Linked DNA regions of Homo sapiens: region 2 is linked to region 1. Evidence: read pairs that join two places in POLR2A ChIA-PET (ENCODE). Cell type or tissue: PC-9. All regions are shown on one strand. Each heading gives the region's core, and the rest is flanking DNA. Links, peaks and the distances in the headings are about the cores only. Region 1 has its middle 7.2 kb from the start of LINC03013. Region 2 overlaps ANLN (anillin, actin binding protein).

Evidence for each region. ChIA-PET counts read pairs that join two places held together with the same protein. Peaks named below come from ENCODE experiments on the same cell type or tissue, not always from the same donor. Only the 100,000 strongest peaks of a DNase experiment are listed, where the experiment ranks them.
Region 2: POLR2A ChIA-PET joins it to region 1 with 12 read pairs; 2 of 35 experiments call an interaction of 5 or more read pairs at or near these places.

The regions. Positions count from the first base shown.
Region 1 is chr7:35,707,056-35,711,456 of GRCh38, reverse strand. No RefSeq gene overlaps it. Among named protein-coding and RNA genes, the nearest start is that of LINC03013, 7.2 kb to the left of the region's middle. In PC-9, for the core only: CTCF peaks have their summits at 1,620 and 1,819; DNase peaks (open chromatin) are centred at 1,816 and 3,806.
Region 2 is chr7:36,394,779-36,399,179 of GRCh38, reverse strand. It overlaps ANLN (anillin, actin binding protein), which reads right to left. Exons shown (of 24, transcript NM_018685.5): 2 at 2,761-2,914; 3 at 1-101. Among named protein-coding and RNA genes, the nearest start is that of ANLN, 7.1 kb to the right of the region's middle. In PC-9, for the core only: no CTCF peak of the experiment used is centred there; no DNase peak of the experiment used is centred there; H3K27ac peaks cover 713 bases.

The sequences.
Region 1 (4,401 bases), core at 314-4,313:
ATAAATGTAGTATTTAATCTTAAAAATAAAATGTTAGGTAAAAATAGCAAATTGCAGAAGGCTATGTAGGGTTTTGTGTGGATCTGTCTTCACTTGGTAGAAGATAGCTGAGATCCACTCTCTCCCTGATCACCTATGAGATTCCTTAATCCTTTCCCCTTCTGCAGAGAACTCTGTGAATTAAGTACATGATATGAAATTAATGTCAAATCTGGGATCCATAATCTTATATTACTTCTTCCCCCTCATTTATTTGAATATTTAAAACAATGTATTCTTTAACTCATAACTATATCTTTTCCTGATAATGTGAACTTGATATTTAAATTCTACTTTCCGTCTTGAAGTTCTGTCACCTACACCAAGTTCTGTGTTTGGCTACTCTATTTGTAGTTTGTAGAATCAAAAATATGTTGTCTATAATTTTGTTGCTGTTTGAATTCGAAGTTTGTTCTTCTGATTCCACCATTCATTAGTTTCCTTAAGCAGATAAGTAAATCAGTTATATAGTCAGTTTATTATATCACAGTGAATACTAGGGGACGTATGCAATTGTATTTGTGTTTAGGGAGCATCTTAAACTTTGAACTATTTATGTTAAATTTCTAGAATTCCTTTCTTCTGATGGAATGATTTGAGGCTAAGGTAGGATTTTTGAAAAACAATGACTTTCATTCAAAATTTATCTACTCAACCAAGCAAATGAAAAGGGGCAGCGAAGGAAAAATAAAAATGGGAATGGTAGATGGCAGAAGAAACTGAGAACACAGAAGAAAGCGGTAGGTTTGGAGTGGAAAAATTAAACTAAAAGAAGGCAAGATGAAGAAAAAAATGTACCCTAAATGAACAAATTGCAAATTTAATGGCATCTAGAAATATAAACTGAGGTTAAGTTTCTAAATTATAGTCAGTCCCAAGGTTTAGATCTGCAATCCCAGGAATGGTTAGTTTTTTTTTTTTGTTGTTTTTTTTTTTTTTTTTTTTTTTTGAGACAAGCTTTGTTGCTCAGGCTGGTGTGCAGTGACATGGTCACTGCAACCTCAACCTCCTGAGCTCAAGCAATTCTCCCACCTCAGCCTCTTGAATAGCTGGGACTACAGGTGTGCGCCACCGCACCTGGCTAATTTTTGTATTTTTAGTAGAGATGGGGTTTCATATGTTGCCCAGGCTGGTCTGGAACTCCTGAGCTCAAGTGATCTGCATACCTCCTCCCAAAATGTTGGGATTACAGGCGTGAGCCACCCTGCCTGGTGGAGAGTTAACTTTAAAGATCACCTACCCAGAGGCCAGTTCTACTACTCTGTGGCTGATTCCTGTCTTTTTCTTCTATTCACTAGCTCTTTTGGGGCACAGTGACATTTCTCAGAGGTAGAAAGCTACCAGCAATATAGTTTTCTACTTTTCCAAAAGGAAAACATACCATATTCCTGTCTAGTGGTAAATTTTCTTGCTTTTAGTAGAGTTATTTCATTATAGAACTCTGAAAATGGTAGCTATGAAAATAGCCAAGATGTCGCAAATGAAGAATCTTTGTTTCCGATTTAAAAATTGGAATAGGAAATGATAGGATGTTAAGAAAAATAATAAATGTTTCCCTTCCTCTCCTTGGCAAATCAAATGCCCAGTTATCAAAGAATGCAAGAAAATATTGCCTACATGAGCAGAACTGTTTCTAAATAAAATGTCTGGCATGTAAATGCTGCATCAGTTCCTAATTAAGAATTCTGTAAATAAAGCTTTGCTCTTCATCTCCTGTTTTCGTTGGAAACTTCCATCAGAGATAGTGACTGGTGTGAAGCAGTGGAGACACCCAGTGGCTACTGTGGTTAACCACCGCAATGGTACATTTCATGCTGCGTTTCCTGTTTCTTGTTTTAGATGTGTCTATTTCCTTTTGAAAATATGACACTAAGTACCTCTAAATAGAAATTTAATAATGTAATAGTAATTGTGAAATTAATGACTTGAATATTACTCACAAATTAGGCCTTAATCTGAAGGATGGAAGGATTTGTGAATAAGCAACATTTAAAAATACAGTAAAAGAAAAATATTCAATCTTGCCTAATTCATTTTTAAAAATCATAGTTTTTCAAAACATAAAGGTAGATCCATTTTATTGAAGTAAAAATTTTGATTTAGGAAAGGATTTTATATAGAAATTAACACTTGAAATTTGAAATTTAAACTTGAAAATGTCTCTCTGACTTCACCCAAACTGTCAACAAATAAAATACATTAGTTCAAAATGTAAGGGCTATGAAGAGAATCTGGTTGTTCTTGTAAAATGTATATTTTATTATTATTTTTTAAAAGGCTCAAACTGAGAAATAATGCCAAGACTTGCTACTGAATGAAGGAATAAATGAACTTAAAATTTCTTTTAAATAGCTTTTTTTTTTAATCAAAATAGTAAAATGAGTTCACTTAGAAAAAGTAGAAAATATAAACAAAAAGAAATAAAATGCCCACTACAATTTCACTCCACACTTTGGTTTATATAGTTCTAGAAATTCTTCTTAATGCATGGAATATATATATATATAATTTTTTTTGAGATGGAGTTTCGCTCTTGTTGCCCAGGCTGGAGTGCAATGGTGCGACCATGGCTCACCACAACCTCTGCCTCCTGGTTTCAAGTAATTCTCCTGCCTCAGCCTCCCAAGTAGCTGGGATTACAGGCATGTGCCACCACTCCCAGCTAATTTTGTATTTTTAGTAGAGACAGGGTTTCTCCATGTTGGTCAGACTGGACTCGAACTCCCAACCTCAAGTGATCCGCCGGCCTCGGCCTCCCAAAGTGCTGGGATTACAGGCGTGAGCCACCGCACCCGGCCCATACCTGATTTTTAAAAGCCTATGAAACAGCAATCTAAAAATGGTTTTTGTTCATGATAAGTAAAAATGAGATTGTGTATACAAAATGGAGATTCTAAGGGAAATATGAAAAGACTGGAAACTAGGCTGGCTGTGGTGGCTCATGCCTGTAATCCCAGCATTTTGTGGTCCAAGGTGGGTGGATGGCTTGAGCCCAGGAGTTCAAGACCAGCCTTGGCAACAGGACAAAACCCTATCTCTACAAAAAATAAATAAAAAAAAATTAGCCGGGCATGGGGTCATGCGCCTGTAGCCCCAGCTACTCAGGAGGCTGAGGTGGGAGGATCACTTGAGCCCAGAAGGATGAGGCTGCAGTGAGCTGTGATCGTGACACTGCACTCCAGCCTGGGTGACAGAGTGAGACTCCATCTCAAAAAAGAAACAAAACAAAACAAAATGAAACAAAAATAAAGAAAGAGTGAAAGGAAAAAAGAAACTAATATATATATAAATGGTGGGAATCAAAAAGTGTCATCTCTCAAATGAATCTGAGCAAAATTGAGTCTCAAGTTAAGCTGAGACTTCTTTTCTTTCTTTAAGCTTATTTACCACCATTGATTCCCTGGCATCCTTAGAAATTTAGGTGGTTTATAAAGAGGATGCCTCAACATTTTCCCTTCCTGAAGTATGCTATGAACTGTAATTTTGGGTGAAAGTGAATAAAAGATGGTTATGTTAACCAAAGAATGACTTTCACAGACACAAGAGAAAAGCTACAAACATATAATAATTATAGAAGATTCTAGTTATATGTGCAATAACAACTAGTACATTAAAATACTGAGTTTGGCGGAGAAGGAGTTAGCAGGAAAATGGCCTCTGGTATGACCAACCATTAAATGAGAGAGGAATGTGTACAAGAGACAAGACAGGTACAATGCTGAAATTCCTATGGGTTTTCTCCGTTTTGCCGAGTAGATACCAAACAGGTTTATCAGGGATGCTGCTTTTAGCTGCATGACATTCCTAACAGATGTGTAAAGACCGATGCCCCCCCATTGCTTCTAAACTTTGTACCCATGATGCTTCTGTGGCTTTTTCCTTAACTCTTTTTGCCAAATCTCCTCCTGAATGTGGCTCAGACTCTCCCAGACATATTACTATTATTGCTCACAAGATAGAGGATGTAAAATGGGCATACAAAACCCTATAGAACTGCATGCTCTTAAATAGAAATACTGTGAATAAAAGTCAAGGGCAGCCGGGCGCGGTGGCTTACGCCTGTAATCCCAGCACTTTGGGAGGCTGAGGCGGGTGGACTGCTTGAGGCCAGGAGTTTGAGACCAGCCTGGCCAAATGGTGAAACCCCATCTCTACTAAAAATACAAAAAAAATTAGCCAGGCGTGGTGGCTCATGGCTGTGATCCTAGCTACCTGGGAGGCTGAGACACAAGAATTGCTTGAACCCGGGAGGCGGAGTTGCAATGAGCTGAGATCGCGCCACTGCACTCCAGCCTGGGTGACAGAGAGAGACCTTGTCAGAAAGAAAGAGAGAAAGAGAGAGAGAGAGAGACAGAAAAGAAA
Region 2 (4,401 bases), core at 169-4,168, 690 kb before region 1:
TGTCGACTCAACTGGTTGTTTATTTTCCAAGTTAGAAACTTCTACTTCAGTGTTGTCAGAACAGCGTTTTTTTGATGGCGATGGTTTTGTACAAGATTTCTCTACATTAAAAACGATGAAAAAAGACATTCAAATTTGTAATTTCTCACATGAAAAACTTGAGGGTAGATACTCAACAAATTAATAAAACATCACCCCTCCCTATTCTTTTAAATGATTTTAGTTACAACCAGAAGTATGTAAAACCCCATTCTCTTTCAGCAACTTAGAAATCTGATATGAAAGATCTTTTCAAGCAGACACAATTTATATTATAAAAACCTTAATGAAAAGATATTTAGAGCTAAGCTGTGGGGATGGAAAGGCATAAGAAGGATGCAATGGACTCTGGGGACTTGGGGGGAAGAGCGGAAGGGGGGCGAGGGATAAAAGACTACAAATATGGTGCAGTGTATACTGCTCGGGTGATGTGTGCACCAAAATCTCACAAATCACCACTGAAGAACTTACTCATGTAACCAAATACCACCTCTACCCCAATAACTTATGGAAAAATAAAAATAAAGATATTTAAATCATATTTTCAAAATATATGCATAACACTTTATATAGTGTTAAGACAATAGTAAATAAAAAGTGCATACACACAGAATAAGAAAGCATTCTAACAGATTTTAAGGATTATACAGCCTAATCACCTCATCTTCAGATAAGAAAAATCAAGCCTAGAGAAATTCAGTTGCCCGCCTAAAGTCACACAGCTGAGCCAAGTGTAGAAACCAGGTTTTCTGTTTTTGAAACATTCTTTCATGGAAAATAACTAATAAGCATGGTTAGAAGGGCAATTGGCTTGAGGTTTAGGATTACGACAGGAGACAGAAAAAGTGACTGAATTATCTGGTCAATACCAAACAAATTCACCAGTACAAATATTTAACATTTCATATTTCAAGCTTCTATGAACACCTATAAAATAACTGAAAAAGCCCTAAAATTAAAAAAAAAAAATCTATCAGAACCATAAGGCATATTATTTCTAACTATGAGTTTCAATATATCTCCTGGAAAATTAATATTTTCAAAGAAGGTACATTTCATATGAGGTCAGTTTCATCAACTGCCTAAACAAATGTTCTGGCAGTGACCAAAGTAGTATCAGGGATAAATCATGATTGCCTCGTTGACATCAACCTAAGTAAATATACATCATGAAACTTTCTAATCTATTTTTTCCCCACTCCACTTTTATGTCTCTTTTTTTCTTTTTTTGAGATAGGGCCTCACTCTGTCACCCAGGATGGAATGCAGTGGTGCAATCTCAGCTCACTGTAGCCTCAACTTCCTGGGCTCAAGCGATCCTCCCACCTCAGCCTCCTGTGTAGCTGGCACTACAGATGTGCCACCATGCCCAGCTAATTTTTGTATTTTTTGTAGAGACAGGGTTTTGCTATGTTGCCCAAGGTGGTCTCCAACTTCTGAGCTCAAGCAATCTGCCCACCTCAGTCTCTCAAAGTGTTGGGATTACAGGCGTGAGCCACTACACTTGGCTCTTTTTTCTTTTCTTTTCCTTTTTTTATTTTTGAAACTTTCTAATGTTTTATAACTCACTTATCGATCTATTTTCTATGAACACATCTAATAATTTTTGAAAGTGTTCCTGCTTTAACATGCAATACCATCTGGAAATACAGAATTCTTCTAGTTTACAATTATCTAAAACAGTAAATGTGAACTTCTACCTAAACATCGAAATGTAGTTTTGAACTTCTACCTAAAGAAGTTTAGGTAACACTGGTTTCAAATACATAGCACTCAATAGTACAAACCCATCTCACAGTGAAAACGAAGATCCTGGACTAGGGTCAGGCCCCTATTTTCCTGGCTGAATACCATATAATATGTAATGTATTTCCTTCACTCTCCCTTCAAAATGGATAAACGTATGAAAACTAATTCTTGTTCTATGATTAGCTTCCAAAATAACTGAGCTAGCCCCATGTACACTTCTCTGCTTTCTTTTTTTTTAAAAAAACATTGGTTTTGCCCTCTGTAATTTTTTCTATATTTTATTTTACAGTTGTATTACAGTATTTTACAGTCGTACTAAGGAAGATTATTATCTCCAGACTATTCTACACTCCAGGAAAAGACTAAGGAGGCTGTCTGATGCTGGCTGGGAATCAATCCTAGGATTGAGGAAAGAGTAAGACTACAGGTGAGTTTTTGTTTGTGTGTATGTGTGTGTGTGCTTGTGTTTAATTCCACCACTTCTGGAGATTAACAACCTAAACTTTAGAGAGTTGGTTCAGCAAATAGAGAGTGAAAAGGGTTCATTAAATGTCAAGCATGGGCAGTGTGCCTTCCATTGCCTTGCTGGTACCGGAGACACCACCCAAACTCAGTGGCCAGCTGTTCTGCCACCCCTGGGATAAAAAAACTACACACTACTGTAAGTATAAATGTTACCCTACTCCTTTATTTTTCTTCCCTTGAGGTTTTAAGGATAACTTCAGAATGAAGAAAATAAAGTTCAATCAATTAATTTAAAATATTTTTTAGAAGAAACCGTTCCAACCCTATAGGTTCTAGGCCTAATATAATAACTCTGAAATAGAATAGAAGGCTGTTATTTCCCCCAGAGGCTGTTACATTTGTCTCCCAAAGAGCTTGGTTCTTCTATATGCTAATGAAATGTTTGGGGCTTGTCTCCTTCAAAAGAAAAAAAAAGTAAATGTTATTTTTCCCCACAAAGTCTTTTACCTTCACCACCAGAGAGGGGCTGCTGGTTACTTGCTTCTGAAAGTGGCTGTCTAGCTCGCTTAGCATGAGTCATAGACCTTGGAGCTGCTGTGGGCCTCTCAGCCATTTTTCTCTGAAGATTCTCTCGCCTGGCACGGGTTCGCTCCAGCAGTTTCTACATAAATAAATATATCAGTGTTAAAACACAAGTTTAATCAAAGGTTCATAAAATTGCAGTATCTTCTAAAATCACCAATTGCCATACAGGATGACAGTTAAACACATTTCAAAAGTGAAATCCTAAGCAATTATGTCAAGATTCACTAAATGAGTACCCCAATGTCATAACTATTACAGGAATATTACAGAAGGAATAAAATATGTAAAGTTAGTTATATAAGATTTTTAACGGCCACAAATTTTTTCTGCTTTCATCAAAAGACAGAATCTATTTCTTCACCCTTGAATCTGGGCTGGCCTTGTGATCTGCTTTGACCAATAAAATATGGTACAAGTGATATTGTGAGACTTTTAGGCATCAAGAGATTTTACAGTTTGGGGTCTCTCTCTCTCTCTGCCACTAAGTGAACATGCCCAGGTTAAGTCTACTAGAGGAGACACATGGCCCAGGTGATGGTCAGTATCAACTACCAAACATATGAATAAGGCCACCTTAGACCATCCAGCTCCAGATAATCTGCCAGATCACTGAAGATTCCTGCATGACCACTGCAGAGACAAGCAGAAGAACAGCCCGGCTGAGCACAATACAAATTGTTGACCCACTGAATCATGAGAAATAAGAGTATTGTTTTAAGCCACTATGGTAGGCAAAATAATGGTCCCTCAAAGATTTTTTGTCCTAATACCCTAAACCTCTGAATATGTTGCCTTACAGAGCAAAAGAGACTTTACTGATGTGATTAAGAATCTTTAGATGGAGATAATCCTGAATTATCTGGTCAGGCCCAACATAATCACAAAGGTCCTTATGATGGAAAACACAGAGGCAGGAAGATCAGAGTCAGGGAAAATATGACCATGGAAGCAGAGGTCAGAGTAATGTGATTTTTGGCTTTGAAGATGGGGGAACAGGACAAGCCAAGAAATACAGATGGCCTTTAGAAACAAGAAAAGTTAGGAAACAGATTCTCCCCTACAGCCTCCAGAAGAAACACAATTCCACTGACATGTTGATTTTAACACAGTAAAATCCATTTCAGATTTCAGAGTGAGACCCTGTCTCTAAAGAACTGTAAAATAATGAATATGTTATTTTAGGCCACTAAATTTGTGATAACTTGTTACAGCAGCAAAACTAATAGAGCCACTAAAATCTGGGGTGGTGGTAAGCAGCAAGAGATAAATAACATATTAGTCCTTTGAAAACATAAAACACTTCCTAAGAGGAAAGAAAAACAAAATAATCTTATGTTTTATTTAACTAAATATTAACATATAATAAAATGGTTTTAAATTGAAATCTTAGCCATTCCATAAAGTCATGAATACTCCTTTCTACTCCAAATCAACTGATGTTCCTATTTTTAAGTCAATTTTAGTAAAGCTCAAACACAAGACCCTGTAAAACAATTCATTTTCTTTCAAATGCACACAACTAAAGGAGGTATGCAGATTATTATTACTGCCTTGCATACTCAG